Regions from separate parts of the Mus musculus genome. Here regions 1 and 2 are each linked to region 3. Evidence: chromatin loops called from intact Hi-C (ENCODE). Cell type or tissue: left cerebral cortex. All regions are shown on one strand. Links, peaks and the distances in the headings refer to the core of each region. The heading gives the core; the rest is flanking DNA. Region 1 holds the start of Trpc7 (transient receptor potential cation channel, subfamily C, member 7). Region 2 has its middle 22 kb from the start of Gm33140. Region 3 has its middle 13 kb from the start of Gm33197.

Region 1 (11,072 bases), core at 1,930-9,929, 370 kb before region 3:
GGGACTGTTCAGAAGGACAAAGAAAATCTGACATATAAGAATATCACGATTGGGATCCTGCCAGACATTGTCAAGTCTAGCTAGACCATCTGAAATACTGTTTTTTTGTTTGTTTGTTTTGCTATTATTGTTTTGTGTTTTTTGTTTGTTTGTTTTTTGTTTTCAATTGGGAGAATGCTGACTTACTGTCTGCTGTCCCTGAGGTTAGAGGGGTGGAGCAGAGCAGAAAAGCAGCTTGAGTTGCCCTGTACCAGTGGAGGGAATGGGGTAGGGCTGCGGGGGAAACGGGCAAGTGGGGACGTTTTATTTCTTTCTGTGTCAGACTGAGCAGGTCCCCCAACCTCTCTGCATTCTTGCTTTCTTAGCCCTATAACGATGCACAGAGTTTTTTGTTTGTGTGTGTGTGTGTTGTGTGTGTGTGTGTTCCACAGTGTGGGTTCAAGGGGCAGGTAGAGGCTAGAGCTACTCAATGTTAGTTTATCTCTCCCTTCCTGTCCAATGCCTATGCCCAGTCTCCATGGAGGATACAGTAGAACCTTTGGTTCCCACGTCTCCCCCTCTACTGAGTTCTGACACTCTGGTCCCACTGTACTAGGCTATAAGCATGGCCACACAGTACTGATCCTACAGTTGGTGCCATTCTGTATGTGGGTCATGTCCCCTGGGCCTCAGGCAAATCCGGCACCTACTCAAATCAAGATGTGGCCAGGAACAGGACTGCCTCTTACAGAGACTCCTAGGGGAGTCATCTTCATCTCCCTATGACTAGATCCAGAAAACCTGTATTCTGTCTTCTCGGTAGAAGACATAGCCCAGCTCACATGCTGTGCATACTTCTAACTTGTTACTTTTCCCCTTGTGGCACAGAGAAGTTACTACTGATCGACTAACAGCAACAGTTAGCATTTACGAGACCCTGCAGTGTCCCAGGTGCTATGCTAAGAGCTCTGGGTTCGCCAGCTTGTGCAGGTCCTCTGTAAAACCAACAGAGAAGGAAGTTTATCCTCACCTGTGCTGATAGAAGAGCACTGGTTACCAGCCCTTGAAAGCCACATGGCTCTGGCAGTCTTGAGGTTTCTTGGCTTTGCCAAGTCACCTAAGGGTTTGCCAAGGATTTGTTGTTGGGGTGGTTGGTTGTTTTGTTTTGTTTTGTTTGTCCTTAATTTTTCTCTTTACTTTTTATCTATTTATGCGCAGCATTTGCATGTGTGTGAGAGAGCACGTGTGGAGGTCCAAGGGTAACCTGCAGCATTTGGTTTTTCCCCTCCCACCATGTGGGTCCCACGAATCAAAGGTTCAACTTCTCCGGCTTATTGATAAGAAAGAGCCTGAACGGCTTAGCCATCTCACTGACCTGTGACCAAAATTTAAGATGTCACCAAAAGAGGCAGCCATAATGTAATCTGAGCTCAAATCAGACCTTTCCAGCTAGCCTAGGAACCTTGTGGGTACCTAGTTCCTTGGTCCCAGATTACAGCTGTGAATGAGAGGGGCTAGACCAGATGTACCCCAGGCTACTCCCAACTTGCACATCTTAGATTTTCCTGTTCCCCAAGTTGTTCCCACCTGAATTCCCTTTTCCTGTCTTCTCTCACCCATGCTATCTGAATGATTCAGGATGGCACAGTCTTAACCCAGAGAGCACCTGCTTCCCGGTAAGAACCGAGAAGCTCATTTTAAGTCTTTCCCATTGTCCCAGAGAACTGTCTTGCTGTTCCTGATTGTGTTTGTGGCCTACCAAGTGCCTGGCACTTCTCTCAAACCGATTAAAGAAATAAGCTGCACCAATAATTCACACTAGAGCTTTCACGTCGACCCTGGAGTTTGCGACTGTGTAGACTTTGGAATTCTGAACTGGTGCTTTCATGCTCACTTAACCTTTGACCTGACCCAGCTCCTCAGGGTCCAGCCCCTGCTGTAGATCATTGGAGGTCAGACCTGGGTACTCTAAATCCTGCCTGGAGCTGAGTCACACTTCCCTTGGGAAAGCCCCGTATGGCAAGGTGGAGTGGCTCCTTCTTCTGCAAAAACTAAATGCAGGTGTCATGGGAACCCCCTCCAAGCCAGCTCCAGGTAATAAATCCTGACAGTAAGCCCTGCCGATATAAACCGCCACCTATTCTAAAGCGCGCCTTGATAGAAGATTGCAGGGGAGAGCTTCCAGTTCAAGTTCCCAGGCCTCTGAGCCCTTTCTCCCCAGAGGGTTGTCATTTCACCAAGAGGCTGCTCCCTCCCACACAAGGCAGATCCTAGATGGGGATCCTATGGCAATGGTTCCCCAGTCGAGGGAGGCCCAAACAGTGCAGGTTCATTAGTAGGCACTTCTGAAGGGGGGTAGAAGCCAGCCCCCTCATTGGTCTTCCCCTCCCCCTCATTCCGGAGCTTGAGTGAACCTGCTTTCCAGGCCTGTCATCTGGGCACACAAAGACACCGAAATTGTGGAAATTGAAACCACAGAAGAATGATGTTCCTCATAGAATCACTCGCCCGTTCTGAGATACACAGTCGTCCATCCCTCTGGGGAGCCTCTCCCCGGACTTAGTCATCACAGCTCAAACCCAGGAAGAGCAGCTTCCCTCAAGAGCCTGCGAGCTGTGCCAGGTATGAAGCAGCAGCTGTCCTCAGAGAGGCAGGCTCCATTCTCTCCCCTTTCCATCCCAAGGCTGTCTAAGAGGGACAGTGGTTCAGACTTACAAGGTCAAGGGTACCAAGCTATTACATAGCAAGAAGCCTTGGGGAGTAAATTCAAAGGAAATAGAATAACCACTGAACCAAGTCCGAGCAGAGAACACTTTGCAGGGAACACAGAAATACCCAATCTAAATTCAAACTCCACATGAATATGGTAGACATCGAAGCCTGCAAAATGAAACAACACTCACATCATTCGTTAATTTTCCATGTTACCCAAAGAAAAGAAAAATCAGAATATTAGCATGCTAATCTTTTAAGTGAACAAACTGAAATGTCTAAATCTTAGGGCAGGGAGGAGTGGTGTCATGTGATGTTTCTGTAATAATTATACTGTGTAGGGGGCGGAGCATGCATGCGCACACGTGTGGGACTGCGTGGCTGTGACTTCTCAGAGGGGAACTGTCCTCACTGGCTGTACATTTTTCTGAGTGACCTTGAAGGCAGATGGAAGATGAAGCAAACATGCCAGTCTTCAGAGCCTTTAAACTCTCAGCTCTGAGATTCATTTGGATGCTCAAAAATGACCAGCTCTCCTCCTTTTCTAGCCAAACTCGGAATTAAAATGAAATCGTATAGGCTTCAGTTCATGTGTGGCTGGAAGTCTATAAAATGGGGCTGTGTCATTCAGTGGGGACATGTCCCAGGAGGTCTACACAGCAGACCCGGAAAGGATTCAAACGCTGAAGTAGACCTTAAGCCTCACTGTAGAATTCTTGTCAGATCTGACAGCCCCCCGCCCCCCACCTTGCTCCCGGCATCCTTCTGATGATGGCCTTTTTAATGCATGCGTACCAATGGATATATTTTACTTCCATGTCTTTGCCATTTAATCTTGATCCAATAGTATCATATTAGGGACATGGATGTCACATGGGTTGGATGGACTCCACAAGACAGCCTATGGCAAAATCACTCAGCCTACAGTAGCTGGTGGTCGGGCTCACACCTGGGAACTCAGTGTGTTTCCCTGCGGGTCCCCATCCCAGCTGCAGGGCAGCGAGGAGAAGGAGCATCCCTAAGTGCAACTGGCATTCGGTCGTCTTTACTTCGCTATGTTCCTTTGCACTGAACTTTGAACACAGATGCCTTTTATCTCCATGTCACTGAGATGAGCGGTCAAGCTCACTGTCCTTCTCATCTAAGGCCCGGTGGCTTTCATTCTCCGGAATGCCTATGCTGACACTGGTGTCACCGAGAAGCAGTCTGGTGCAGACAAAACCATCCGAGAGGAGGAGGGACTGGAAAACTCCCTCTCCATTCCTTGGGATGCTATTTTTATCGAGCTTCTCTTACCCAGATGTGAGTAAGCCATGAAAGCAGCCACCTTGGGCCCTAAGTCCGGCTGTACATGTGGTGAGTTTGGAGTCAGGGTTCTGCTTAGTTACCAAAGAAGAAAAGGGCACTTAAGAATCTCTTTTGAGAGATGTGTTGTCTTTTTTTTCCCTCCCTTCTTTTAAAATTGCAACACGCCTCAAAGGCCTCTGTGGAGATCATCCAAGCCTGAAATCAATTCAGTCTGTAACATTCCCCAGCTGGACATAGAACCAAACGATCCAGAATTCAGATCAGGCACCCGCGAAAACCGAGCCCAGTTTTACCAGGTTCTGAGCTTCATCTCCCCGAGAACAGACTCTGAGTTTTAGCCTATGAAGTGGAAGTGAGGAAAGCCAAGCAATCTGTAGTCATCCCCAACACCTCAGTGACTTTGTCACTGAATATTAAGTAGCATTTCTACCAAGTGTCCTAGACACTTTAGAGACAGTGATGACCAAAACCCAATGCACCTTGCTTCTGTGGGTTCAGATTATATTCTATGCTGACAGACTCGGGTATTGTTTCAAATGACTGTGATGACAGAGATGGTTGAAACACATACATTTACGGAGTTCTAATTACCATGTTAAGTGCTTTATATAAATTACTGTTGTAAATTATCATATGATAAGCCTAACTATCATCCCAAATGACTACTCAATTATATCAATTAATACGTATCACACATCAACCACGCGTCAGCCTTCAGACTGAGCATCGACATTTTAAGTTATAGAAAATACAGCATCATGTAGGTGCTAATTCCATTCCCGTTTAGCAGACAAAGAAATGGGACTCCGGTACATTAGTCACATTTCCCAAGATACTCAAGGCCTGGTCGGGGCACCCTCTGGTAGATGTGTGCTCTGCTGGATTTCAAGCCTTGCGTCTGGCTGGTCTGCTGCTGACATCCATCTTACTCTTGCCTGTTTCTATGTTTACCTAGTCCACAGACATTCCCACTAGAGTGCAGGATCCTTGTGGGCAAGGGGATTGCTTGTTTATACTGCATCTCTACCCGGCATCTAGAGCTCTTGATGTTCAGGTTGTGGTACATAGTGAAATAGGTCAATTCTCAAATACTTGATCTGGATTGGTCTCTTTTTTTTTTTTTTAATGATAAAACTCTGGTATTGATGGTTACAAGTATCTACTTTCTTACAAAGGTCCCAGACAGTCCTGTAGCTATTATTTCTTGTTTCTGACTGACAACTTCAAAACTAAGGTATCAGTTCTGAAGTAAAATCAGCTCCAAGGGACTAACTCTGCTGTAAGCCACAGAGGGCTTAGGTAGAGGAAGCAGCTTTCAGAGGGCCAATCTGTCAAGTCCCTGAAGAACTAGAACAGAAAACTGAAACATTTCCATTTTTTTTCCATCCTACTCCTGAGTTTCTTGTGAATTCCCAAAGGTATCCCACTTATTTCTGAGTTTTATCTTCCCAGCATGTTGAAGGTGAGGTGAAATTATGCCTATAGACGCCTTGGTAGCTGGTAAATACCCCCACATCATCGAGCATCCGTAAAGTTATTGTTTGAATTGTGGATCTAAGGCATTTGGGTTCTGACCCAAGTTAGTGAGCATATGTTTGTATATTGAGTGAAAGAAAACAGATACCTGGTTAGCTACTCCACTGTGTGTGTAAGGTCCTACTACGAGAATGAAGCAAACCACTCCAGGCTGTCCATGTTACTAATAGTAAGATCTACTATTCAGTCAGTTCTGCAAAAGTGGGTGTGGTTCCATTTCATCTAGGATTGGAAACTATCATCTATTATTCCTCCATGCCGTATATGTCTATCAGTAACATCAGTAACACACACGCGCGCGCGCACACACACACACACACACACACACACAACATCATCTAGGGAAGAAGTTATTCCTAGTGTTTACAAACTGTGGTACGGTTTAGCAATCTAAATTAACTAGCACTTTGCCTGCTCTCTTTGTTTCTGATTTTTTTTTAAAATCTTCATTTGCTTATCTAGACCACAGGAAGATGTGAAACCGGGTGTCTGTATCTCATATTTTATATAGTTCCAGAAAGAGCTTAAAAAGCCAGCTCAAATAGTTATGTTAAGATTAGTCTTGGGATAAAATAAGAGTGCACAGTGTTGCGCGGTTCCTCTCCCTCTGTGAGGAGAGTCAGGAGTGAACTGAAAGGGGTCCCATGGCCTGCTGAGTGCTTCCCAGAAGGGATGATTGCTTACCCCGAGCAACAGCTCCTGCTAGTTCTCACCCACAATGCCACATGAATTCCACAATTAGCCACAGTGAGGCACCACACAGTTCTGTTTTTTTCTGGGTTAATTACTGCCTAAAGGAGTTGGCTACTCTACGTACTTTTAAGCTGAAGGACAAGTGTTTAGGGAAATCAATACGAAATTCCACTGTGATAACAGAAGCTTGGGGAACTGCTGTCCGGTCGATCCCAGGGAGTAGATTTGTATGCTATCCATAATGGATATTCTGGATTTTATGTGAATTCATTCATTCATAAATTTGATGTGTGCCCAATGCTTTAGGAAGAGGACCCACCAGCAGATGGCATTCTGAGGCAAAATTTTACTGAGGGAGATCAGATGGGGTCAATCATTATTGCCTTTTGCAAAGCTACCCTGAATCCATTAAATGGCAGTTAATGGCACAGCGTCTTTGGTTGTATCTACCCAGCCTTACATAAGTGAATTTACAGCATGAACTTAAGTGAGAGACTCTGTCATCTCTAGTGACAAAGCTTATGCCCAAAGCCCTGCCAAGGTTTACGTCTCATTTATTAAAAGCATATTTGTTATCTTGAAATGAATGGCTAGAGGAAACATACACCCAGGACCCTATTTTCAACAGGGAAAAGAAAGAAAGAAAAAAAGAAAAAAAAAGAAAGAAAGAAAACTGAAAAAAAATAGCCTTTTATCGCCACCTGTAGTTCTTTAATGGTGTAATCTCTTATAATGTAGCTACGGTTCTCTCCCCAACTCCATATTTATATTAAAATCAAACCAGAGAAGCTCTCAGCAGTGCAGAAGCCGAGATAACACACATGCTCTCTTCTAGGAATAAAACTGTACTACTCCAGCATGAAATTTACAGGATACCAGGTTGAGTTTCCTATTTCTACATGGCTTGTAAACTTAGACATTCAACAAAAGGGGGAAAATATCGTACCAACTCAGTAGAAAAGATTTCAGCTCCAGACTTGGATCCCCAAATCTAAGCAGTGCCTGCAAAAGGGCTAATAAATAAAAGTTCAATTCCATATTTCGGGGATAAAGCAGTCTCTACTGGGAAAATCAATATAAACCAACCACCAAAGCCACTTACATCGAGAGTAGAATACGCAGGCTTGTCCCTCCTCTAGATGACCCGAATCCTGAACGGAGTCTCCGGGATCTGGCTCCCCATGGGTGGCCGAGGCGGAGGTGCCGCTCTCCGTGGTGCTGAAGTCGAGATCTGCTCCAGAGAGCGGAGTTGCGATTGTGTGGAGGTGCGCTCTGCTTTCCTTTGTGGGGAATGGTGAAAACTCGCCTTTTGTGGCCGACTTGCCTTCCTGTCCTTTTCCTAATCTGGGGGAAATTTCCCAGAGAATGTGAAGGAGAAGCATCCGTGTGTGAGACTGGCATGCAGCGTGATGATGGGCTGGTCTAGTCCCCACCCCTCTTCCAGACGTAGCTTTGAAAGGGAGAGAACAACTCTGCTTTTCTATCAGAACCCCTCAGGATTTCTTCATGCCCCTCCCCCTAGAATAGTGCATAACACCCCCCACAGAGAGAGAATGAGAGAGAGAGAAACACACACTCACATACACACACACACACACACACACACTCATGCAAACACACACCCTTTAGTTATTTAAAGCAACATGAAGAGTCTTAATGAGTTTAAACAAGTGAAAAGTGGGGAATGGGCTGATTTCCTACTTGTTGGTTTATAGGTGTTTGGGGGGAGGGACAGACTGTGGGGGGAGGGACTAACCAGAAGATAGAGTGACAGTAATAAGCTCCTTTTGTGATCCTAAAGCCACACCCACTTTCTCTTTTGAGAGTGGTGCGTTTTCTAACGTGGCCTTCGTTTTATGATCTGTTAGTATTGCCTAGGCTCATCTGACTTTGGTAGAAGAGACTTTATAATGATTAACTTTATATGTAACTTTTCACATATTGAAAGGAAATTCCCTGTGTACCAATTCATGTCTCCAACAGCCACCATTTTCCCCAATCAGTATGTTATGGCACAGTGTATCAGTCTTAAACACCAAGGTATCTTGATGACATGGGAGAGAAATATCCTTAACTGAAACACTGACTTTATAAGAAAAACAATAATTCAAGGACTTATATTTTTTACCTTATACAATTGTAGTACAAACTTTGAAATCTCAATATATGTGCCAAATTAGATAAGCCACAATTTTTCATAAAAGATAAATATAAATACAATTAATTTAGCATCATCCTATGATTATTAAGACACAGCTATTTCTAGCTACTCTCTAATTACTTGTGAATAAAGGCACAATATTTCATGACCTGAGAAGACCCTAGACAACAGAATTTTTGCTACATGGTGCTCACTCTAAAAAGTTTGCTGGGTATGTTATAATACAGGAGGAGGAGCCTCATCAGTCTAGTGTCCAATCAAATAGCACTGACTGTTTAAGAAGATTCAAAAAGATTTTCATGATTGTGGCTACAATTTCTAAAACAGATCAAGAAATGTTACCTCCAAGAATGACTGTGAGTCATCTGTGAGGTTCTTGGGGGCAAGAGGGCAATTCTCTAGGAAAGGGCGGCAGGGGATGGTTCTTTTCTGTTATTAACAAGCTGATTAGGCTATGTGGAACACAGACAGTTGAGGATGCTCACTGCTCAATGATGTGATAGCAGAAGCTCTGCTCTATGCCTAGCCCTGTTCTAAGCTATGAGTGTGACCTACTCTGCTCCAGTGTCACCACAACTCAATAAGCAAGTAGCCATTGTCATGTCCATCTTCTAGGTGGTGAGACTGAAGGTTGCACTCAGAGATCCAAGGATACAAACACAAGATGTTTGATGAGAGGTCATGAGCTCTAGACTCTATGGGGAACCTGCAAGCTGAGCTGACAGAAAGACCTTATGCAGGACCCAAGACACGCCCCCGAGACATGCCCCAGTGTGAGAGCTGATGGCTCGCTTATCCTAAGTGTAGATAGCAAAGATTTAATTACTTCACTGTTCTGCTTACTACAACTTGTGCTTTCAAGGGGGTGTGACATTTTCTGGGTGGTAAGTAGTCACCCTTTAAACAAGCGCCTCTTCATGTATGTATAGCCTCTGTAAATAGTAAGGGGCTTAGACAAGAAGGCCTCTGAAGACTGAATCTATCAAGTGTTACCGGTCAACTGGACAGATGGCCTTTCTTAAGTTAATTAATATTTCTATGATTTCTGTAAAATAATCAGTCCATTCCTCTCTCTTCCCTCTGCCCTTCCTCCATTGCTTCCTTTCATAGATGGATATATATATATATACACACACATACATATATAAACTTTATCTAATGTGTTTTTCAATGAGATTATTATGTATAGAAACAAGAAACAAGGACAGTTTAACTCAGAATTTTACAAAAATATACCGTTGGCTATTTATTAAAAAATAACCATCTCTATCAATAGCAGCTAGAGTCATAACTCAGTATCTTGAGAAAGTGTATTATAATTAAGAAAGTCTTGTTCTATATTGATTCACTAATTATGATGAGGAGGACGTAATCACAGGCTATTTTCAGTTACAGTGAAGTGTCTAACTTTGTGGTTGTGGAAGACATTTCTGCTAGCTTCCTATATATTCTTCTATGCTCTAGTAATACTAAAGAGTTCGGAAAAATTAGCATTTTATTCAAGTGAGCAAGCCTATTTGTTTGAGTCTAATGAAAAATTAAAATCCTATATCCTTTAGAACCATAAATATTTTAAAGAGAAAAATGTTAATTTTAAGAAAAATTTCTTTGGGGGAAAGTATTTTATTCCACAAAGCACAGTTTTAATATTGGAGAGCTTGTGTGGAGGCTTATGGAATAAAATTAATTTTGTCATCAGTCTTCTTGGAAGGTTCTAACTAGAGGAATTCCCTTACTTGTTTTCAACAAAAGAGGGAGAGAAAATATTTAAATGTATGTACTACTGCAGGAAATGCCAACCCTCTTGGGAGCTTTGCATATTTCAGGTAATTGTCACCATAACAATTGATAAAGGGCACCATGAACCCCACTGTTGCCCACCATTTGCATATGAAGGAGCTGAGATTCAGAAAAGTTAACTATTTATTATTTTCAAGGTCACATAGTTAATAAGTACGTTAATATCCAAGGGTCTTTCTCCACACATCTCCAAAGAAAACGCTACTAGCATGTTGATGAATCAGTGCAATCTGATTTGCATATAAAGCTAGAAGTGTGCAAAATCCATTAGAAGCCAACATTTTAATCTCATGCGTTACATTTGCACATGGAGGCAGTTTTTATAGGGTGTCCGTTACTGTTGATCCTTGAGTTGGTTTCAGAGAATAAATGCTCTGATCCAGCAGCCCAAATAGGTCCTGGGAACCATCATGGTGGTGACACTGGAGCAGAGTAGGTCACCCTCAAAGCTTAGAACAGGGCCAGGCATAGAGCTGAGCTTCTGCTAACACATCACTGAGCAGTGAGCATCCTCAACTGTCTGTGTTCCATATAGCCTAATCAGCTTGTTAATAACAGAAAAGAACCATCCCCTGCCGCCCTTTCCTAGAGAATTGCCCTCTTGCCCCCAAGAACCTCACAGATGACTCACAGTCATTCTTGGAGGTAACATTTCTTGATCTGTTTTAGAAATTGTAGCCACAATCATGAACATCTTTTTGAATATTCTTAAACAGTCAGTGCTATTTGATTGGACACTAGACTGATGAGGCTCCTCCTCCTGTATTATAACATACCCAGCAAACTTTTTAGAGTGAGCACCATGTGGCAAAAATTCTGTTGTCTAGGGTCTTCTCAGGTCATGAAATATTGTGCCTTTATTCACAAGTAATTAGAGAGTAGC
Region 2 (11,072 bases), core at 2,122-10,121, 240 kb before region 3:
CACAACTGGTGGTTATCATGTAGAAGAATGCGAATTGATCCATTCCTATTTCCTTGTACTAAGGTCAAATCTAAGTGAATTAAGGAACTCCACATAAAACCAGAGACACTGAAACTTATAGAGGAGAAAGTAGGGAAAAGCCTCGAAGATATGGACACAGGGGAAAAATTCCTGTACAGAACAGCAATGGCTTGTACTGTAAGATCAAGAATTGACAAATGGGACCTCAGGAAACTCCAAAGCTTCTGCAAGGCAAAAGACACCGTCAATAAGACAAAAAGGCCACCAACAGATTGGGAAAGGATCTTTACCTATCCTAAATCAGATAGGGCACTAATATCCAATATATATATAAAGAACTCAAGAAGGTGGACTCCAGAAAATCAAATAACCCCATTAAAAATGGGGCTCAGAGCTAAACAAAGAATTCTCACCTGAGGAATACCGAATGGCTGAGAAGCACCTGAAAAAATGTTCAACATCCTTAATCATCAGGGAAATGCAAATCAAAACAACCCTGAGATTCCACCTCACACCAGTCAGGATGGCTAAGATCAAAAATTCAGGTGACAGCAGATGCTGGTGAGGATGTGGAGAAAGAGGAATACTCCTTCATTGTTGGTGGGATTGCAAGCTTGTACAACCACTATGGAAATCCGTCTGGAGGTTCCTCAGAAAATTGGACATAGTACTACCAGAGGATCCTGCAATACCTCTCCTGGGCATATATCCAGATGTTCCAACTGGTAAGAAGGACACATGCTCCACTATATTCATAGCAGCTTTATTTATAATAGCCAGAAGCTGGAAAGGACCCAGATGCCCCTCAACAGAGGAACGGATATAGAAAATGTGGTACATTTACACAATGGAGTACTACTCAGCTATTAAAAAGAATGAATTTATGAAATTCCTAGGTATATGGATGGACTGGGAGGGCAATCATCCTGAGTGAGGTAACCCAATTACAAAAGAACTCACACAATATGTACTCACTGATAAGTAGATGTTAGTCCAGAAACTTAGAATACCCAAGATATAAAATACAATTTGCTAAACACATGAAACTCAAGAAGAATGAAGACCAAAGTGTGGACACTTTGCCCCTTCTTAGAATTGGGAACAAAACATCCATGGAAGGAGTTACAGAGACACAGTTTGGAGCTGAGACGAAAGGATGGACCATCTAGAGACTGCCATACCCGGGGATCCATCCCATAATCAGCCTCCAAACGCTGACACCATTGCATACACTAGCAAGATTTTGCTGAAAGGACCCTGATATATCTGTCTCTTGAGAGACTATGCCAGGGCCTAGCAAACACAGAAGTGGATGCTCACAGTCAGCTATTGGATGGGTCACAGGGCCCCCAATGGAGAAGCTAGAGAAAGTACCCAAGGAGCTAAAGGGATCTGCAACCCTATAGGTGGAACAACAATATGAACTTACCAGTACCCCCCAGAGCTCGTGTCTCTAGCTGCATATGTATCAGAAGATGGCCTAGTTGGCCATCAGTGGAAAGAGAGGCCCATTGGTCGTGCAAACTTTATATGCCTCAGTACAGGGGAACGCCAGGGCCAAGAAGTGGGAGTGGGGGGCGGGAGTGTACAGGGGACTTTTGGGATAGCACTGGAAATGTAAATGAAGAAAATACCTAATTAAAAAAAGTAGTGATGACTCTCGGGCCTCTTTTTATGCAGGGCTAGGGGAATTTTCCAGAAGGGTGAGGTATTCCCTGATATGATTGGTAGGGCCAAAGCAGTGACATTAGCACAGTTCTGGTTGGCTACTAAGTTAGTTTCATTTTACTTGATGAGACCTTGAAGACGTTTGGAAGCCAGCTCAGTTCTGGCCTTGTTATCTCCTCCAGCCAGGTGTCCAGAGGACTGTCTCAGCTCTAGAGCGATCCTCCCTGTATCAGAGTGGTACCTGATCAACGCCCCATTATCAGTGGCTTCCTCAGGTTTTCAGACCTCTCACAGGAAGAGGTCTGGGGACACAGTAGCTCCTTCCTGAGACTACAGCCCCTGTAACTGAGCACTGGGCTCTGCCACGCCCAGCAGCACTGAGCACTGGGCTCTGCCATGCTCAGCAGCGGGAAACATCCTCTGGATGACGCCTCAGCATTGGAGTCTTACTCAGCACTCGAGGTCATACTTAGGATGGCTGGACGGTGTGGTAGCTCTAGGTTTAGGATTTTGAGGAGTCTTCATGTTGTCTCCTATAGTGGCAGAATCAGTTTGTATCCCTCAACAGCATGGAAGGTCCTGGAACTCCACATATTCCCAGCACTTAGTAGCTCAGCCTGTGACAGTGTCTGTCCTCACAGGTGTAAGGTGATACTCTGTTGTGATTTTGGGCCCATTTTCATGGAGATGTTGTCCTTTGTGTCTTCTTTATTGGGAAATGTAAGTAGCTATTCAATGGCTTTTCCTGTTTGATAAAGTTTCTTTACTCATGAATATATTTATTTATTCACTTTATATTCTGATAGAACCCCATCTATCTTCTCCTCCCATTCCCACCCTTACAAATCCTCCCCCACCCCATTGCCCATTTCCCTTTTCTTCAGAGAAGGGGAACCCCCCCCCCACTCCCATAGGTACCAACCCACCTGAGACATCAAGTCACAGCCCAACTAAGCACATCCTTTCCCACCGAGGCCTGACCAGCCAGTCCAGTTAGGGGAAGAGGATACAAAGGCAGGCAACAGAGTCGGAAACAACACTACTCCAGTTGTTAGGGGACCTACATTTGCTCCAGATGTGTACAGGGCCTAGGTCCACCCCTGCATGCTCTTTGGTGGTTCAGCCTCCATGAGCACCATGGGCCCAGGTTAACCTGTAAGTCTTGTGCCTGACCCCTTCATCTCCTTCAATCCCATCCCCCACTCTTCCAGAAGACTCCCCAAACTCTGCCTAATGTTTGGCTGTGGGTCTCTGCATCTGCCTCCATCCACTGCTGGATGAAGCCTCTCAGAAGACAGTTATGCTAGGCTCCTGTCTGCAAGCACAGCAGAGGATCATTAATAGTGTCAGCAGTTAGCTCTCTCCCATGGGGTGGGTCTCAAGTTGGGCCAGTCATTGGTGAGCCATTCCCCCCGGTCTCTAATGGCCACACAATTATTAGATCTATTAACCGGGTGCTGTGTGATAATTGGATCGTGCATATGTAGTGTCATGACAAGATTAGAAAAATGGCGACTCCCATCACCTTAAGTAGCTATCTGTCCTTTTCCCACTTTAAATCTATCACTTCAAGTTTCAGATATTGAGTTGTAGTTCCTCATAAGCTTTAGATATAAACCTGTTATTAGATCAGTCTTCAATACAGCATGCTCTGGCTGATAGAGGCCAGGTTATTTTAATCTTTGCATCATCGTGTATTGATTTTAGGTGATAAAAATAACACGTCTCTTTCAGTTCTGAGTGTGTTCTACCTGCCTGTCTTTACTTTGCTCTAGTTAACAATTCTGTGTTGGTTTGTTGCACCGATAGAAGGCAGGTTAGACAGATCACTAGCTGATAGTTAAGATATCTGGGTTGTTTTTGTTGTTTTGAGACAATCTGTCCATGTTAGTCTTGCACTTGCTGTATAGCCTAGGCTAGCCTCCAATGGGCACAGTGATCTTCCTGCCTACTGGGCTTGCAGGCATGTATGCACCCCTGTTCCTGGCTACATGCATGTTCTGACCTTCATCAGGTTCTTGCTGTTGTTTCTTAAAAGTATCACACCTTCCCCTGTCTCATGGCCTCTGCACCTTTGCTCTCTCTGCACTACTTGGCCCAGGTATTTGTATAATAACATTTTCTTCGGTGTTAGCCATCCTGTTAATGCTGGCAGTCCAGCACCTGTCATTTCTCCCATTATGATTTGCTTTTCTCTGTAGTGTTTCTATAATCTTGGAATATTCCCTTTGTTTCTTTGCTCATCAGTGTCCCTTCGCTGATGTTAGTTCCATGGTTTAAAACGTGGTTGGCTTTTTATTCCCCATTATGTGGCAAGTATGCAGAGCTAGGCTGAGGCTACCATTCAGTTGACTGAATAGATTATAAATAGATAATTACAAATTATAAATAGATAATGTTATAGATATTATAAATAGATAATGTTACAGATAGAGAACCCCAATGACATTCGCATGTCTAAGGATGTATCATCTGCAGAGGGCATTTCCAGTGTCTCGTTGAGGGAGTGCCTACTATATCCAGGCTTCTGATATAAATTTATGGATTAGGCAGGTGGACCAGTGAGCATCATGAACACCACACTCATTGGGTCTTTAAAGGGGGAGAAGAGAGAAGGAAGAGCTAGTCAACAGGCACAGATGCACCAGAGCTCGCTCACATCTCACATGGGTTTGACGGCTGACTATTCTAGGTAGCTTATTATATCAAAGCTACAATGTCAAATGCAATTTGCAATTCTGCTTAGAAGATAAGAATCAAATTGTGAATGAATATAGCTCATCTTAGGGCCTCTGGTCAACTTCAGCTGGCTAGGTTTTTTTTTTGTTTTGTTTTGTTTTGTTTTTGTTTTGCTTTTTCACTTCAGCACTGGTCGCTCACACTGATAAGGGTGTTTGACCATGTGGTTTCTGAGTCTGGGTTATTCTAATCACATCTCCCAGCTGTAGGCATATTGGATTCATATATAATCCAGCAACCATTTACCGAGCGTGGAAAATAAAATTACAACTGCCATATCCTTCCCTTGTAGATTCAGGGACAAAACAGATACATCAGTCAAGCTTAGAACCAATTATCACCCAGGAGGGGGCAGGGAGGCAAGAAGTAAGAGGGCTTTTAATGAGGGGCTGGACGTGTTGTTGGGAGTGCCTGTTTATTGCAGAAACAGGAAACGTTCAGAGCTATTCGAGGCGTGTGCACGCCAGCCATGGGCAAGCTCCAGACATAGAAGTGAGGAGACACAGTTGGACGCTAACCGGAATCGGCCTTCACTATTTCACGGTACATTTTTAACACGAAGGAGATTGTAGCAACACTGAAAGCTTAGCTTTGGGACTTGGAACCTGGGCGTGTTTAAATAAAAGCATTCAAGTTTAGGACCAAGTTTAGGAAGCACAGGGTCTGAACGGGAAGGTTCAAGAACAGGGAGAAGCCATCGTGGCAAGGTATTAAGGTCACCCAGCAAATGCCCATTTAGGAGAAAGAAATTTGAGATTAGTCTAGGAAAATGGATGGATAGAGTGGGTCTGGCTGGAGTCTGGGTTTGGTACTTGCTCTAACGGTTCATGCGGATACCAGCTGGTCCGTGTTTAAGGTAGGACACCACTTCTTGTCTCTTGGGCGTGTGATTCTTACTGACCCCTGAACACAAGGGAACATGAAAAATGACAGGCAGCAGGACTGTGGCCCATATTTATGGCATAAACGTGAGCCGGTGAGGCGACATGTGTTTTGGCATGACATTCATACCAGGAGATTTTACCATGAAGCTCTCCACGTATGTCTGTCTCCGTACTGCCTCCATGCACGTGAATGGAATGGAGGAAATTCCATTCTCAGTGGCTGGGCACATGCCTTAGCCAACCACAGAGAGTCCCAGGAACCCAGTTACTCCTTCTGTAATGCTCATCAGAAGGACCAGGCTCTGGGCTTGCACGTGGACAAGCTTTACCCCATATTGATGATGCTTCTGTATCTCTGCATATGGGCCTTATGCTTACTCTGTCATAGATTCCCCCATGCCATTTTATACAAACCCGAATCTAAGAACCATTGGCTGAGTGCCTTACCTAAGATTAAAATACAAGAGCAGACGGGGTGGGAAACTAGGAAGCTGTTGTTTGGAAGCCAGAGATTGCATCCTGGCTCTGTACCTTTCCCAACCTGAGGCGTGTATTGCTTAGGTCAGCCTGGTTCAACGTATGTATTTCTCCTGTCTCGGTTGGATGACAGCCACCCTACTGTGGCTACCTCACAACTCAGATTGCACTGAAAACTGAATTGAGTCTGTGCCAATGAAAACATTGTTACAGATTCATGAGTGCTAGGAGGTGGGCTCAGCCCCTCGTGACATCAGCTTGGGCTGACTTGAAATAATTTATCCTGAGCCTAGGAGAGCCGGCTTAGTCTTATCAATGCTAATTTCATTTGACTCTTTTAATAAACAATTAGAAAACGTTTTAGGGATTACTCGAGTCTAGAGATGGCTTAATGGCTAAAGCCCATCAGGTTTAAGCTGCTGAGCAGGCAGAGCAGGCATATCTTTGTTTCTTCTTGAGAACATGAATTTCTGGCAGAAGCCAGGAAGAAAGAAGTTATTAGATACTCAGTAGAGGATGCACGGAGACTCCTCAGCCCTCTCCTGCGCCTGGGAAGACAGGGCATTTCCTGAGTGCTCGCTGGTGCTGAGCTCGCTGATGGCAATCATCTCCGGAGAGGAGGCTTTTCAGCCCACTCTCCCATGCAGAGTGGAAGCAGAGAGCTACACTGTTGCTTTGTCCCAGTGCCTCATCTCCTCAGTGAGGGGGGCGGGCTGTGACCCAGGCTCCTTCCCACACCCAGAGCCCTTGCCCAGGACTCTGTATGAAGCAGATGTCATTGTCTCTGGTACTTGGGTGGTGGAAGTGAAAATACCCAGCATTCATCAGTTTTGTTTTTAAATGTTATCATTTATTTTATTTTATAAATTCTGTTATTTAAAAAAAAACAACTCACGAATAGATTAAAAAATATCACTTCTACAACCAGAAAAACAGCTGTGCTGTTTGAGTTTCATCACCCCAAAATCTAGCCATTCTACCTAAGAGAAGCAGAAAATTGGAAAAAAAAATTCCAAGGCCTTTCCTATATGCCACCTTCTGACTTCACATTGAAAACCACCACTACCACCTCACTGCAGAGTGACTGTTGCACAGCTGTGCTTAGACGCCAGCTGAAGGGGTGGAAGGAAATAGCTTCGAGCTTCCAGGTTTGCTAATGTCACTGGGATCTAGTTACAAATCTAAGGATGAGGACAGAGAGGCACATTCACCGCTGCCAAGTCTTTCTTGTAATTATGAGGCTTTTAAAAACAGCCACGCTGTGCCTCTTAAAATGCCACCCTTGATTTGCTCATCACTATAACCCAAAATAAATCCTGGAGGGAGGCTCGCCAGAGGAAACTGTCTACAGTCATTAGCACCCACCCCCTTCGGTCTACAGTTTACAATCTCAGTGTGCTGAGTCATGGATCAATGTGCTGAGTCACGGTTCGCTGTGCTGAGTCATGGCTGTGTACCTGAAGATCTGACTGACCCGCTGTGATGCTCTGTACCTAATGTGTATCTGGGGGAGAGAGGCCAGGTTATAATCCATGCTCCCCTCATGCTAACCGCTACAGTGTAACTGATGAACTGCAACCCTGCCTCACAACTGTCTGATGGGCTTGGGGCTTGTAGCATCATCTTCCCACCAGAATCTCAGTGTTTGAAGTCAAGCAAAGCAAAGCTGGTCCAACCCCAGGCTACTGAGCTGAGAACAACACATTGTCATGCAAATGGGCATGGGTAGAGGACCAACACAGACACTGTCTCTGTGTTCTTTCTCCGCCTCTCTTCTTCCTTTCCTTCTCTCTCTCTCTCTCTCTCTCTCTCTCTCTCTCTCCTTTCCCTCCTTCTCTCTCTCTTCTCTCTCTCTCTCCTTTCCCTCCTTCTCTCTCTCTTCTCTCTCTCTCTCCTTTCCCTCCTTCTCTCTCTCTTCTCTCTCTCTCTCTCCTTTCCCTCCTTCTCTCTCTCTTCTCTCTCTCTCTCTCTCTCTCTCTCTCTCTCTCTCTCTCTCCTTTCCCTCCTTCTCTTTCTTCTCTCTCTCTCTCTCTCTCCCCCCCTTTCCCCCTAACTTTTCTAGCAAAGGAGAAAAGGCACGATGTGGGGAGAAGCAAGAGGGTAATATGGTAGAGACCAAACATAGCTATAAAAATGAACAAGCCAGAGTATAAAAATAAACAAGTCAGAGTAAGTAATAAATGAAAAAGAATCCGAGTTCGTCCTGTTACTTTGAAAAAGGACACCACAGTCTGGTTACTCTCTTCTGCATTAGCTGTGTGCCCAGAGTAGGGCATGCTATAGTTGTTCCTCGGGCTAGGAGGAGGTCGCAGGGCTCTAGAGTGGGGCCCCTGTGCTGGAAGCCTGCATCGGTGAACTCTGACTAAAGTACCGCTGTCCCTGGGTGGGTAGCCACAAACCCTCCTGGTTCATGTGCTTCTAGCATCTTTAGGCTGATGTCCCAAGTCCCTGTGCTGCTGGAGAGCATGCAATGGGACAAGCTGGGACTGTTATAAATCCAGTCCTAAGTTTCAATTGGACCCTCAGTGTGGACGGACCCTGGCTCAGCTAGTTCTTGATGTTTTCAGGACCCCCCAGGTTTCCCTTGTATGCTGTTGTCCTCAGTGATAACTTACTCCCAGAGAGAAGCAGGAGGCCGAGGAGTGAGTTTGTATTCTTCAAGCTTTGTTTCCTTATTTCCTCTAAGCACACTTACACACAGGGGCTTCCCTTCTGAGAATAGTGGAAGTTAAGGGGTTGGGCTCCACCCTCTGTCCTCTTCAAGGCCTGTCCCCTGGGGACCCTTGGCAACAAGTGGCAGGTGAACACGGTCTGGTGTCTCCCACCTCATACTATTCTCCCTGGATATTCTTCAGCTCTGTCTTAGTCACGGTTTCTATTCCTGTACAAACATCATCACCAAGAAGCAAGTTGGGGAGGAAAGGGTTTATTCGGCTTACACTTCCTCACTGCTGTTCATCACCAAGGAAGTCAGGACTGGAACTCAAGCAGGTCAGAAAGCAGAAGCTGATGCAGAGGCCATGGAGGGATGGATGTTCTTTACTGGCTTGCTTCCCCTGGCTTGCTCAGCCTGCTCTCTTATAGAACCCAAGACTACCAGCCCAGAGATGGTACCACCCACAAGGGGCCCTCCCCCTTGATCACTAATTGAGAAAATGTCTTACAACTGGATCTCATGGAGGCACTTCCTCAACTGAAGCTCCTTTCTCTGTGATAACTCCAGCCTGTGTCAAGTTGACACAAAACTAGCCAGTACAAGCTCATATTGCTTCCCCTTTTGGGGAGTCTGGGGCTTGAGACAAGGTTTCTCAGTGTAGCTCTGGCTGTCTTGGTACAGAGTGTAGACCAGGCTTACTTCAAACTCAGGGGTCTGCCTGTATCTGCCTCCTGAGTGCTGGGATTAAAGGCATAGCGCCACAATCCAAGTGATAGCTGGTGAGTTTTCTCTACCCATTAAGTTAAAGCATTAATATGTGGTACAGAGCTTTCTGGGGCACAGTGTAACACTGTAGCATGTGTAGCATGCACAAGTGAAGCCATTGAGTTAACTGTATCATTTCCTCCTCATCTTTCCTAGTTGGAGTCTTCGGTCTCCTCTCTCCCAGCTCTGCATCAGTGTGGAGCACTGTGTTATTTTTTAATATATTTGTATTTAAATTAAAAATATTTTATCATGAAATATTATATTAATAATTTAAAATATTTTATTATGAAATATTATATTAATATTTGTTATAAAATATTTTTAAAATTAAATTTAAAATATTTAATATATTTTTAACATAATAGTATGTCATTGCCACCTCCGCTATGCCATGAGAATTTACTCCTTCTGAATTGGTGTGTTCTGGGCAATGGTTTTTGTTGTGATAGCTAATACAAGCTGGACTTCAAGAGAATACCTTTCAGTCCTTGTACACCCACACATGGACATCGACCAAAGGTGCCCTTTCATTTCTGTTGAAGGAACCTTTCTGTCCCCATCACTGCCATTAGCAAGCTCAACAAACCAAGGTAACTCCAAGTCTGTAAGCTGCCAATGTTTATGCAAGGTCTATCTTTCTCCATTCTCCTCAGAGGTACACGCATGAATAGAAAATGTTCATTTGGTCATGAGGAAGAGGTAACAAAGAATGGGCAGGAAAGACTAATGTTCTCCAGCTTGGCCTCAAAAGAGCCAAGGGATAGAATTTAAAACTATTCCTCAGCAAATCAGGGAAACCGGCCTCTGCCCCTTTTCTCAGGACTGTGGTAAAAGCTTGATAGCCAATTTCATTAATCTAGCTTTAATGAAGACAGAAATATGGAAAAAATGAAAAGACAATCCAGGCCCCAAAGCCATCTGCTTCTGATTGCCCGGGGCAGTCATTAGATGGGTGGCTGGTACCTACCTGTTCTTTGTCTGTGTTTCCCACCTTCAGGATGGTGGAGATTAGCATCCTGACAAAGCCCATCTTCTGGACAGTACCCATGTTGTGTGCTCAGCCCACTCCACGCACCTGAAACTGGAATCAGGGGCACATGCAGAAGACAGATGCCAACAATTTCCTCTGTATCCCCCCCTCCTTCATAGGAGACTTGCTTTCTGCAGCTGTCCGTACCAAAGGCAAAATGAATGGCTTCATAACACTTGTGCCGTTGCTAATAGTCATAATAAATCTAGATTTTTTTTACACTGACCTCTGTCCCAGAGCACTTCCTAAGCATAAGAAGAAATATAAACTTCCTACAAAGAGGGCTTCCTGCAGTCAAAAGCCATCTCCTGTGAAACAGTGGGTACTTGCTATTTTACAGCCCACAGACACCTTAGACAACAATTATGGCTGTAGCATCCAATTGTAACCAAAGGCAGATTGGCGTGATTGGATTCAGTTACTTCAAATGCTCCTCTTCTCTGGTTTGCATCCCCTGTGAACTGTCACAGCACTGCTGTGTGAGCTTCCTTCTCTTTTTGAGGCAGAGCAGAACTGCTAAATGCAGTCCTTAAGCAGAAAAGTTGTTTGCTTGACCCCTGGCCATGGTGCTAGTAACACATCCCCAAAGGTGCTCCTTCGTTACAATTGCAGGCCCTCTCTCTTTGAGCCCAAGGATGCTCTTTGTGGATTTCGGGCTCTGTTTTTCTCTTGCTGTGTTGGTTAACCTACTCTGCGGCTTGTACAAGGGGACTGTTTTCCCTCTCTTGCTTGGGGCTTTTCACTAACTAAATTCTGGGCAAGCCTGTGCAAAGCAGTTCAGACTAGTAAGTCATCTATGCGTTCTTCTCTTTTGGAAGTCCCACCATCT
Region 3 (11,072 bases), core at 1,852-9,851:
GGGTTTCTTCTTCACACTGATGGGTTGGATGTGAGCTCAGGGCTCCGAGCCATGAAACTAGCTAGTGATCATGGTCAGATAAAGTAACCTGTACGTGCTGAAACAGCTCTCCCTTCACACCTCTGCAGGTGTGAGGAACAGCCCCTGTCCTAGAAGCTCACGGCTACCACGGCTTGTGTGGGACAAAGGCATAGACACACCTCATAGTGTGGATGTTCAACCACTCACAGACACCTGCACACCTGACAATAGTGGGTGTTCACCCATTCACAAACACCTGCTGGCCAACAGGCACAAAACAGAGAACTCAGGAATCTTGTCACACTGAGTTGTGAGCTGACTTGTGGCCAAATAAGGGTGTCAGCACCTGTCAAGATGGCCCCAAAGCTCATCTCCCCAACACAGCAGATGCCAGCATGGCTGTGAGGTTGTCTGGCCAGTGTGTCTCAGATGCAGCGCCTTACTGTAGGTCTTCTCTGCAGTTTGCAGGGAAGCTACCCTCCAAGGCCAGAAGCATATTTAGACAAGATGGCCCCATATCTAGGAGAAGCAGAAAGTTCCTGGGACCCAGATCTCGGTAAATTCTTCCCAAGAAAGTATTTGCTGCCTGGCTACCAGGGGTGAAGGTACTCTAAAGAGACATTTGGTTCACTCCCTTTGGCTGTCTGACTGTTGAGACAATAGGTTCCAAGGAACTGGAACTCTCCCAGGAATCACATACAGAGAGAAGGAAAAAGCTGTACCCTGGTGCCATCCCCAGGAGAACTGGTTTCTGGAAAGAGATTTCACACAGTTTTGACAACTTGCTGGACAAAGTATGCAGGGGAGCCTGGAGCCAGCTGAGACAATGCAGGGCAGGGATGGGCAGGGCCATGCATCAGGAGAAATCATGCTTAGTTGTATATGCCTCTTGCCTTCAAATGAAACCTTGCAGACTGGGGGAGGGTGCAGTCCCTGGACCAATGTGTTCCTTTTTCCAATGTGGCCATATTGAGTAAATCTTTCTCGTGTTTTGTTTTGTTTTGTCTTACATACCTACTGAGCCTAGCCTAGATGTTGGGACTACAGGGTCCAGGCTTTGACCCTGGTATCTCTAATGACAGGGTCCAGCTACTGTATCTCTGGGACTGGCCTTAGCTGCAGAGAGCCACTAGCCCATCTCCCCTTCCCCTGTGTGGTTGTTTGAATAAAAAATGTCCCTCCCCCAGGCTCATTGGAAATGGCACTGTTAGGGGGTGTGGCCTTGTTGGAGGAAGTGTGTCACTAGGGGTGAGCTTTGAGGTTTCAGAAGCTCAAGCCAGGCCCAGTGTCCCTCTCTTCCTGCTGCCTGTGAATCTGGATGCCGAACCCCAGGCTCTCTCTCCACTGTAATCCAGCTCCTCCCGCAATAGCTTGCCGTCCACCTGACTTCCTGCCACAGGTGCTCCTGTCTGGTAGAAACTTCCTGCTCCATACCTGGTCCCGTTGTCCTCCTTTAGAGATTCCACCTGTGCTAGACACCTGGAGGGTGTGTGAGCATGAGGAGTGGGGTGGCAGAGAGCAGTGCTCATTGGCAGGATGGCTCCTCTTCCTCCTGCTGGGAGACTTATGAGCAGCTCATCTCAGATTCTCATCTTCAGGAAGTAATCTCAGGTTGTCATCCCCCTGCCTCTGCTAAAAAGTCAGCACAGTGGTCCCTTCTCAGTGCTCAGCTTGTCTGAGGGCTGATCAAAATGGCGGGCCACACACAGTCCTCTGGCCCTGGTCAGCAGCTTCTGCCTGGATGACTCTCTAGATGCCTCATTAGCATCCTGTTGTCATATCCCTGACATTGTCCTGTAAAAATCAACACCACCATTGTCCTCCTCTCCACTGCACCTCTGCTTCCAGCATCTTCTGCGCCACCTCCGTCCTAGACACAAAACACAAATCAGATCTCAGCACATCGATAAAAACTTTCAGTGGCTCTTACTGCTTCCTAGCCTAAACGCTGAACTACTTAACTCAAGTTGGGATCTTCTTAGCAGCCTGGCCCCCACACTCCAGGCACGGAGCCAGGTGCTGCCGACGTAGCACCAAACAGAACAGAGTAGGTGGTAACAAATCTCTGTCGCACCACCACGGAGAGAAATAGAAACTGTCCTGAGCAGATAAGGAGGGGAGAGAGAGGAGCTGGGCTGAGAGAGGCCTCCATATCAAGATGACTTTCAGTAGACATGAAGGATTTTAAGACGGTGTATTAGTCAGCGTTCTCTAGAGCCACAGAACTTATGGATAGTCTCTATATAGTAAAAGAATTTATTGATGACTTACAGTCGGCAGCCCAATTCCCAACAATGGTTCAGTTGCAGCTGTGAATGGAAGTCCAAGGATCTAGCAGTTACTCAGTCTCACACAGCAAGCAGGTGAAGGAGCAAGAGCCAGACTCCTTTCTTCCAATGTCCTTATATTGTCTCCAGCAGAGGGTGTAGCCAGATTAAAGATGTGTTCCACCACACCTTTAGTCCCAGATGACCTTGAACTCGGAGATTTAATCTTCTGGAATCCATAGCCACTATGGCTCAAGATCTCCATACCAAGATCCAGATCAGAATCTTCTATCTCCAAGCCTCCAGATAAGGGTCACTGGTGAGCCTTCCAATTCTGGATTGTAGTTCATTCCAAATGTAGTCAAGTTGACAACCAGGAATAGCCACTACAGATGGGAAGATACATGGAGTGTGTGTGCCGGAGGGGGTGGCCAGGAGAGGCCCAAGGGCAAAGGCCTTGAGGGGAGAGGGTACACAATGAGTTAGCAGAGAGAGACACTTCTGCAGCAAAGTGGGAGGAACCGATATGGAGGGGAGTCCAAGTGAGTGAAGTTCTCCAGACCACAAGAGGCATGGTAGCTGTACTCAGAAGGAGGTGGGGACCCTCAGAGCCACAAGATACATGATAACTGTACTAGGAAGGAGGTGGGACCTTCGGGGTCACAAGATGTATGGTAGCTGTACTGGGAAGGAGGTGGGACCTTTGGGGTCACAAGATGTATGATAAGTGTCCTCAGGAGGAGGCAGGGACCCCCAGAGTTTGAGCAGCACAGCACCATGAGCCTGCCTGTTTCTACAGGGAAAGAGGATGGAGCTGGGTTTGGGGTAGGGTGGCCACCATGTAAGTGGGGAAGGTGGTCTGACCAGAGGACAGTAGAGCTGACTGGACCTTCTAAAGACTGGCTGTAGATCACAGGAGCCTGTCAGCTAACTGCAAGGCTGCCCCTGTCCCAGCAGTAAGAAAATGGAGTTTCCCAGACATGAAGACAGCCGTGGGGCAGGTTTTGTGATGAGATCTTTGTAGCTTGGATATGTCAATTTCAAATTTTCATCTCCTGCCACACACACACACACACACACACACACACACAGTTTATCCATCAGTTGCCTTAAAAGTGATCTTGTCTTACTACCCCAGGCCCTTTGCACATGCTGTATCCCCTCGCACACAGAACTGGGTTTTAACCAGATGAAAAGCCTCCAGGCACCTTCCTTCTGGTCCTAATGTGATGGTCAATTCCTCTCATGTTAGAAATAGTTTGACATCACATCTTGTTTTTAATAATGCTTATTGCCACCCATCACTGAAAGTTTGTCAGCTGGTAAGAGTTGAGATTCTGTCTTTTGAGCTGCCTGGTACCAGCTTGGAGCCTGGCATGTAGTACACACTCAGTAAACATTTGTTAAAGTAACTTAACAATGAATAGGAGTTATGTCTTTGTACCCCAGTAGCTCCCTGCCAGGACAGGATGTCTCTAATGGCTAGTCAGGTGAAAGGAAGCAAGCACAGGTAAGGGCCACCGAGCACCTGTGGGGTGGCTGGGATTGGTGTTGGAGCAGAGACAGGATATGGCAGGGAGAGCCATGCAGGATCAATTAAGCAGAAGTGAGCAGAGGAGAGGGCTGTGCTTAGCAGGATGAGGAAGGGGCAGAGGTGAGCCTTGGAGGAAGGAGCAGAGGCAGAGGGGTGCAGGCCCAGGCCAGGGTGGCTTCCTTCTCTGACACAGAGCTTACCGGGCACAGGGCAGGAACACTGCAATAGCTCCTTCTTGGAGCTGGAGATAGAGCCACTGTAGTCTTAAATCAGTGCTCATTGCAGTTGTCAATCAAAGGCTGCTTCCCTGTGTGACTTTCCAGAGAAAAGAAACCTCGCTGATCCAGCCATCAGGGCCACACCTGGTGTTTTCTAAGGCCTGCTTGAGGTCCTCAAATCCTGCAAATCCTGTCAAAGCTTCTGGTAACGCTGACCAGTCAGGCGATTTTTGAACACAGTGGGAAGATTGGCCCTTCCCCACCTCTAGTCGAGTTTAGGCTTCAGGAACTAGAAGAATATCAGTGTACTCTCCCTACATCAATCTTTACTCCCTGACCAAGTCTAGAAGTTTTTCTGAGGTTACCAGTAGTGACATTTCTGTACGATGATTAACGTTTTCCTGGAGAGATAACCACAAACTGAGGCAAGCGTAGAGAATAGGTTTATAGCGTAGGACTCCACTTGGTATGGGCTGTGTACCAAACCCTTTGAATAACACACTTGGCAGCTAGAGATCCTTTCCTCTACTTACTATGCACACATACCCCCTCCAAACAACACACCTAGCTACCTGTTGGTACCTAGGGCCACCTCTTGCATTGAGCCACCTGCATACCACACTGGAGAACACAGTAGAGTTCTCTTCCCCTTACCAACCACCAAACAGATGAGTCTGTTCATTTGTACTCAGATAATACCAGGTACAAGAGTGAAAAGGACAAACAAATTGAACTGGTTTGGGGTCTATATAAGGCAAACTGTGCCTTCAAACTTCTAGAAAGGGTTCCCTACTTATCATCTTATGCTTCTGAATAATTGATCATGCATATAAAATAGATGCATTATGGGAAGAGACATGTAGAGTGAAAAAATGGTTATATAACCTGTCAATCAAAAAAAAAACCCCCCACCCAAATCTTAACTTTAAATGATAACTTTAGCAATGAGCTCTCCTTTCCTCAGTCCCCATTTGAAACAGCTCCAATCAATATCCTGGGCCCTCAAGTGTAGTCAGTCTCCTGGTTTCTGTAGATCGTAACACTGTATCCCCCTAATCTGTACTGTTGTTTTTCTGTGATTAGAATATTCTTGCTACTTTGTAATCAGTGCAGTCTACTCTTATTTAAAAAGACAGGAGAACTGGAAACCTCAGGCCTAGTGTTGTTGGGAACAAAGGTCCTCTTCACCCCAGATAAAGCACGGATGAAGCCGGACCAGAGCAGTGAACCATTGCACCCCAGTCTAGATTTGTGGGCCAGCTTGCTTGGGTTACTCACAGAAGCATGGGTGATAGGCAGATGCCTCACTGGAAACCCCAGAGGAGTATGGGTAGCAATTCTGGAAAGCTACATCATTGGCATCTCTGATGCACCTTGCAGGAGATCCCACCGCACCCACCCCACGCCCAGCCTTTGTTAACTGTTTACATAAGGTCAGTGAGAGGCCTCGTGACTTTCTGGTGAGTCTCCCGAAACTCCTCAGTCCCTCCAAGAAGAAAGCCGCAGCTCCCTTTATCACCAAGGGAGGCAGACAGCTGTCAGCTCAGAGCAGGGATGGACCAGAACCTGAAGATGCTAGGAGGGGGGCGGGGCATCATGGGACAGGCCTGTCTGTCAGGCTTCCTTGGAGCTGTGGGGGCGATTAGATGCTTGTGGAGCCAAGCTTGATTAGACCAATGGATTCCTTGGCTGTGGGACGTTTTTCTTAAACTCCCACCACCCTAAACCATGTGGCATGGGATTCCTTTTCTATTATTCTAGCTAGGATGTGTGCAGGATTGTATGCGTATAGAAAAGGCTTTTCCTTCATTAGCAGCAGTGGAACTTTCCAGGCCTCTCTGAGGTGATTAGAGGCATATCCACAAGCGTGGAGACTTTAGAAAGCTTGACTCTGGGTAGCATCTTTTCCTGCTTGCTCAGCCTTGGGAACCTGGAGAATAGCTTTATCCTGGGTCATCTACCCTGGCTGATGTGAATTTCCTGCCTAGCCTCAGTTCCAGTTTGGTCCTTTACTGCCCTCTGGCGGCCAACTGGGTTCATTGCCTGTGGATTTGATGCTTCCCTTTCCCCTTGAGTGACAGACACTCAGATGGATGGCTACAGTGTTGCATCAGGGAGAGTCCACGATGGTTTATGCACAAAGAACACATCGCCCCCCACCCCCACCCCAGCAAATGTCTGGAACTTCGATAGGACTATATACCCTCGTATCCTGTGCTTTTCCCTGATACACACATTACTCTGGCAATGATACAGTCTAGGGCTCTTGATTAAGTTTGTTTTCCCTACCAACCAGTTAAGGAATCAAAAGGCAGAACAATCTCAGGCAGCTCAGGTAGCAGTGGCGAGATCTCAGACACCTCAGACAGGGACAGGCAGATCAGCAGCTGAAGAGGCATGGGGGGAGGGGGGGCGTGGGAGGGCTGTGTGAGAGAGATGAAACACACATGTACAGCAGACAAGCAGAGAAAAAGATCCTTTGCAAAGCAGAGGGGACTCGGAAAGCTGGAAATCCACTGGGGGTTTTAAAGTCTCTGGTTCTCCCCTAACTTAAGTCGGCTGCCTAGAAGGAGGGGTGATTGACTGGGTGGTCTGCAGTTGCTGTGTAACCTGTCCTTGATCTCGTCAATCCAGTTCACCATGGATGGGGGGGCTGCTTGGGGGGGGGGCAAAACCTTTCTACAAGACCTTTGTTTTAAGCTGCCAGGCTTTTGTCTCAAGTCAAGAGGGTGAGGAAGGAAGAGGTGGTCATCTTAGTAAGTCACCTTTATTACTTAGCAATGGCTACTCTCCCTATCTGTCTACCTACCAGGGTTTCTATCTAATTCCTGGTCTCTCAATAGTTTATACATTAGGCACCGTAAGAGAGTAACAACACCAATCTTTTTTGTTGGTTTGTTTGTTTGTTTTGGGGGGGGGTTGTTTTTTTTTGTTTGTTTGTTTGGTTGGTATTTTTTTTTTTTTTTGAGACAGGGTTTCTCTGTGTAGCCCTGGCTGTCCTGGAACTCACTCTGTAGACTATGCTGGCCTCGAACTCAGAAATCCGCCTGACTCTGCCTCTCAGGGCTGGGATTAAAGGCGTGTGCCACCACGCCCGGCTTTTTAAAAATTTATTTTATGTATGTGAGTATACAGTTGCTCTCTTCAGACATACCAGAAGAGGGCATTGGATCCTATTACAGATGGTTGTGAGCCACCATGTGGTTGCTGGGAACTGAACTCAGGACCTCTGGAAGAGCAGTCTCTGGAAGTGCTTTTAACCACTGAGCCATCTCTCCAGCACAACACTAATCCTTGACAAAACAGAACAATGTTTACAACATACCCAAAGTATGGCAGTAGACTTGACACCTAAGACAGCTGTGCGGATAGAGGCAGAGAAGTCTCACTTCTCCCTGGCCCTAGCTGCTACATACTGGGTATAAGTCATGGCTTTGCTTTGCTCTGGAAGGACCCCGTGTGTAAACTGTAGAGTTGGTTCTATACTTTTACTTTTATGCATGTTTGTTTTAATTTGCTCTTTGCATTCTGCAAGCACATGACTTAGAATCTGTTGATGAGGACTGGAGAGACGATTCTGTGGTTAAGCGTGCAGATTGCTCATGGAGAAAGCACTGGAGTTTGGTTCCCAGCATGCACCTGGATCCATTCACAGCCACTTGTACGTCCTGCTCCAGAGGATCTGACATAGCTCCTGGGCTCTGCAGGAATCACACCCAAGTGCCCAAGTACACACATCATACACACATGCACACACAAGCATACACATAATTAAAAAGGAAAACATTATGTCTGAAAAGAAAGTCTGGGGCTGCAGGCGTGGCTCTTTGGAGTATTGCCTTGTGAATATTGCCTTGTGACTTACTGAAGATTCACAACTCCTATCTAATAGCAGTTGTTAGCTATATAGGCCTACAGGACTGCTAAACAGTGGGCTTCCAGCAAGGCTTTGGGCAGAGTGCCATGAATCACGTACCCCCTTGACCTTTGATTGCTCCATCAATAAAAAAACCAAAGTGTGGCATCATGTAGCGGCACCTTGGGCGGGTGGGCAGTGCCCCATGGGTACACTGTGTCTACGCTTGGGTTGTCTTCCCAGCAGGAGCCCAGGCACAGCCAGGGCTGACGCAGAGCAGAGGAGCCACACAGGAAGACAGGGTCTTCTACTAGGAACTTACTAACCTATGCCGCGGTGGCTTAGCTGACAAGGGCAACGGCCCAAGCTAATGGCAGAAAAGGACCCATGGATAAAACAGTGGTGTGAAAACCCGAATTTCTACACTTACTTGTGCTCATGGTGTGAATCCCACAGCCTCGGGGTGTAGTACTTGAGTCTTCTTTGGGTTAGCATGAGAACTGGTCTAAATGTAGCCTTGCAAAGGCACCTTGAAGATGTGTCAGTCCCATCGAGGTTAGGCGTGGTCGTGGGGAAGGGCAGCCAATGGTGGGACCACTGTGGTGTCTTCTTAGTCATTTCCCTTCTTTGTCTTTGAACCTTGGTTTTTCTCATTTCTGAAAGAGAACAGTTATATGAATCTCTCCCAAGACCCCTGGAGTCTTAACAACCACAGCAGGTGGTCAGAGATCTGAGGGGTAGCACAGTCGGGGCTCAGTGAGTGAACGATCTTCTGCTCCCCACCATCCAAGTGCTTCTGTGTGTGCATTACTCCTGGCCCCACCTCCCTACAAGATGCTAGGTGCCGATAGCAGGCTATGGCCATGCGATACTCTATCCAATCTCTTTATGTTTGCAGAAGAAACTCCAGTTCTTTTTCTTATAATCAAACCAAAGATTTCCTCTCACAGTTTCTTGTTGTTGTTTTTTATTTCCCTAGTCACAAAACAAAACAACTTTATCAAGGCTCTTCCCTCTGCCTCTTTGAGTAGCTTTTAATGTCTGGTACACGTGATGGTATGCTAATCCTGATATCTTTACTAAGGAGAAACCTTTGCAGCAGGCAGATTGTCTGAGGGGCCACTTCATCATGTTCTCGTCCTGTTTTCTGAAGGAGCTCCTTCAGAAGTACCTCTTCCAATCAAAGGAAGCCATTTATTTTTGAGATCTATAAATAGCCACGGCTCTTTAAGGTGCTTCTAGAACATTCTCTTCCTCTGACTCTCTGTAGTATTGTGTGTCTGTGTGTGTGTGTGTGTGTTCGGATTTCCTTATTCCTACAGATCCTTGAAAATGCCCCTTTGTGTGGCCGGGTGTGACAGATGTATCAGAACAAAGAGAAGCACTCTGCAAGTGCATAGAGGGTAGCAACTGCTAACTCAGACAGGGGCTGAAAAATGGCAGGAGGCCTCTACAGCTCAGGTACAGACTGAAGCAGATGACTAAGGATGGGTTCCTAGGGGAGTTTAGTTCCCTGATCCTGAATAAACACTAAGAAGGCAGAGCTGTTAGAAGTCAACCAGTGGCCACTCACCATGGCTCTAGCCTCCGCGATGGTTCTGCCTGCTCTGGGAGAATCCACCCGTTTGGACTCAGAACCAAATAAATAAGGAACAGAGATCACCCGACGGCTCTGGGATTTTGCTCACAGATCCTTGAGACAATCCAGTTTTCATTTCTTCTTAGTTTGTTTTATTTCTGTGCTGTATTTTATTTGGATTCTGTCTCCTAAACCATGCACACACATTAGCCCAAGATGCTTTGCCACCATTTATAAGATGTCAACCAATCAATCTTCAGGAATAGTATCTGTGATTAAAGGGTTTTTTTAATATTTAAAAAATATGTGTTTGAGTGTTTGCCTGTGTGCGTAAATGTAATATGTGTGTACAGTGTCCCAGAGGCCAGTAGAGGGCTTTGGACCCTGCAGTGGTGAATTAGACTGCTTTGGCTCCTGGGAGGTCGCTCTTCCAGCTACCTGCCAGAGCCCTCTGGATTTGCTAGTGAAACACACACACACACACACACACACACACACACACACACACACACACACACACAAGCTAATTTTGATATGCCTTTAATAGCTCAATAGTTGGACATTTCTAGTCCTCCCCAGTTAATGAACACCTCCTCTGGTATTATTGAGTTAATAACCTTTTAAAATCTATATTTCATCTCTGCTACCCCAGACCCAACTGGGGAAGTGGCCTTTAGGGCTACTTTGTTGGATTCTCATATGCCAGCAGCCCCTTAAAGTTTCATCTTTCTCCTTCCCAGTCATGGTGATTCTCTGTCTCTCCTCTCTCATCTGACCCCTCGCCCACACAATCTGAAAGTTCCACTTCCATTGGCTGTATAGCAATTCTTTATTATCAATCAAAGCCAGCTGAGGGCAGGTCCCTCAGGTCTGGAAGCACTTTGGCGGGGAGGGGGGGAGTTTGGGTGGGGGGAGCCGAAATAAGACAAAGCATTAGAACCAATCTCAACAGGGCCCTCTGTCACTGGAGTTATGGACAGCAGTAAGTTACTCTGTGTGTGTGTGTGTGTGTGTGTGTGTGTGTGTGTGTGTGTGTGTGTGTGTGTTGGAAACCAAGTCTGGTGCCTTTACAAGGGCAGCCTGTGTTCTTCACCACTGCGCCAACTCTCCAGCCCTGAGATAAAGATTTTTGGTAGCTAAAGCAATCCTGAATAATAAAAGAACCACTGTATGTACCAACATCTCTGGCCTCAGATTGTACTACAGAAATAGCATAATAAAAATAACACAGTGGTAGCACAAAAACAGACATGTCAATCAATGGAATTAAACTGAAGACACAGACATAAATCTACACACTTGTGAACATTTGAGTTTTTATATTTTTTTTTAAAAAGCCAGAAATACACAGTGGGGAAAAGACAGCATCTTTAACAAACGGTGCTGGTCAAACTTGACAGCTGTATGTAGCTGAATCCAAATAGATCCGTACTTATCACCTTGCCCAAAACTCAACTCCAAATGGATCAAAGGCCTCAACATAAATCCTAGTGCACTGAGCCTGGGGAAAGAGGAAGTGGAGAACAGCCTTGAACTCGCTGGCACAGGAGAAGACTTTCTGAACAGAACACCATTTGTACAGGCACTAAGGAGCGAG

What was found. Peaks named below come from ENCODE experiments on the same cell type or tissue, not always from the same donor. Only the 100,000 strongest peaks of a DNase experiment are listed, where the experiment ranks them.
Region 1: it touches region 3 in a loop (4-fold over the local background); 7 of 42 quality-filtered maps call a loop at or near these places.
Region 2: it touches region 3 in a loop (3-fold over the local background); 2 of 42 quality-filtered maps call a loop at or near these places.

What each region holds. Positions count from the first base shown.
Region 1 is chr13:56,888,163-56,899,234 of GRCm38, forward strand. It overlaps Trpc7 (transient receptor potential cation channel, subfamily C, member 7), which reads right to left and starts at 7,627. Exons shown (of 12, transcript NM_012035.3): 1 at 7,331-7,627. The coding sequence starts at 7,332. In left cerebral cortex, for the core only: a CTCF peak has its summit at 6,559 (motif pointing right); DNase peaks (open chromatin) are centred at 2,570, 6,558 and 7,404; H3K4me3 peaks cover 555 bases.
Region 2 is chr13:57,010,662-57,021,733 of GRCm38, forward strand. No RefSeq gene overlaps it. Among named protein-coding and RNA genes, the nearest start is that of Gm33140, 22 kb to the left of the region's middle. In left cerebral cortex, for the core only: no CTCF peak of the experiment used is centred there; DNase peaks (open chromatin) are centred at 5,851, 6,364 and 7,112.
Region 3 is chr13:57,254,051-57,265,122 of GRCm38, forward strand. No RefSeq gene overlaps it. Among named protein-coding and RNA genes, the nearest start is that of Gm33197, 13 kb to the left of the region's middle. In left cerebral cortex, for the core only: a CTCF peak has its summit at 6,057 (motif pointing left); DNase peaks (open chromatin) are centred at 2,046 and 6,048.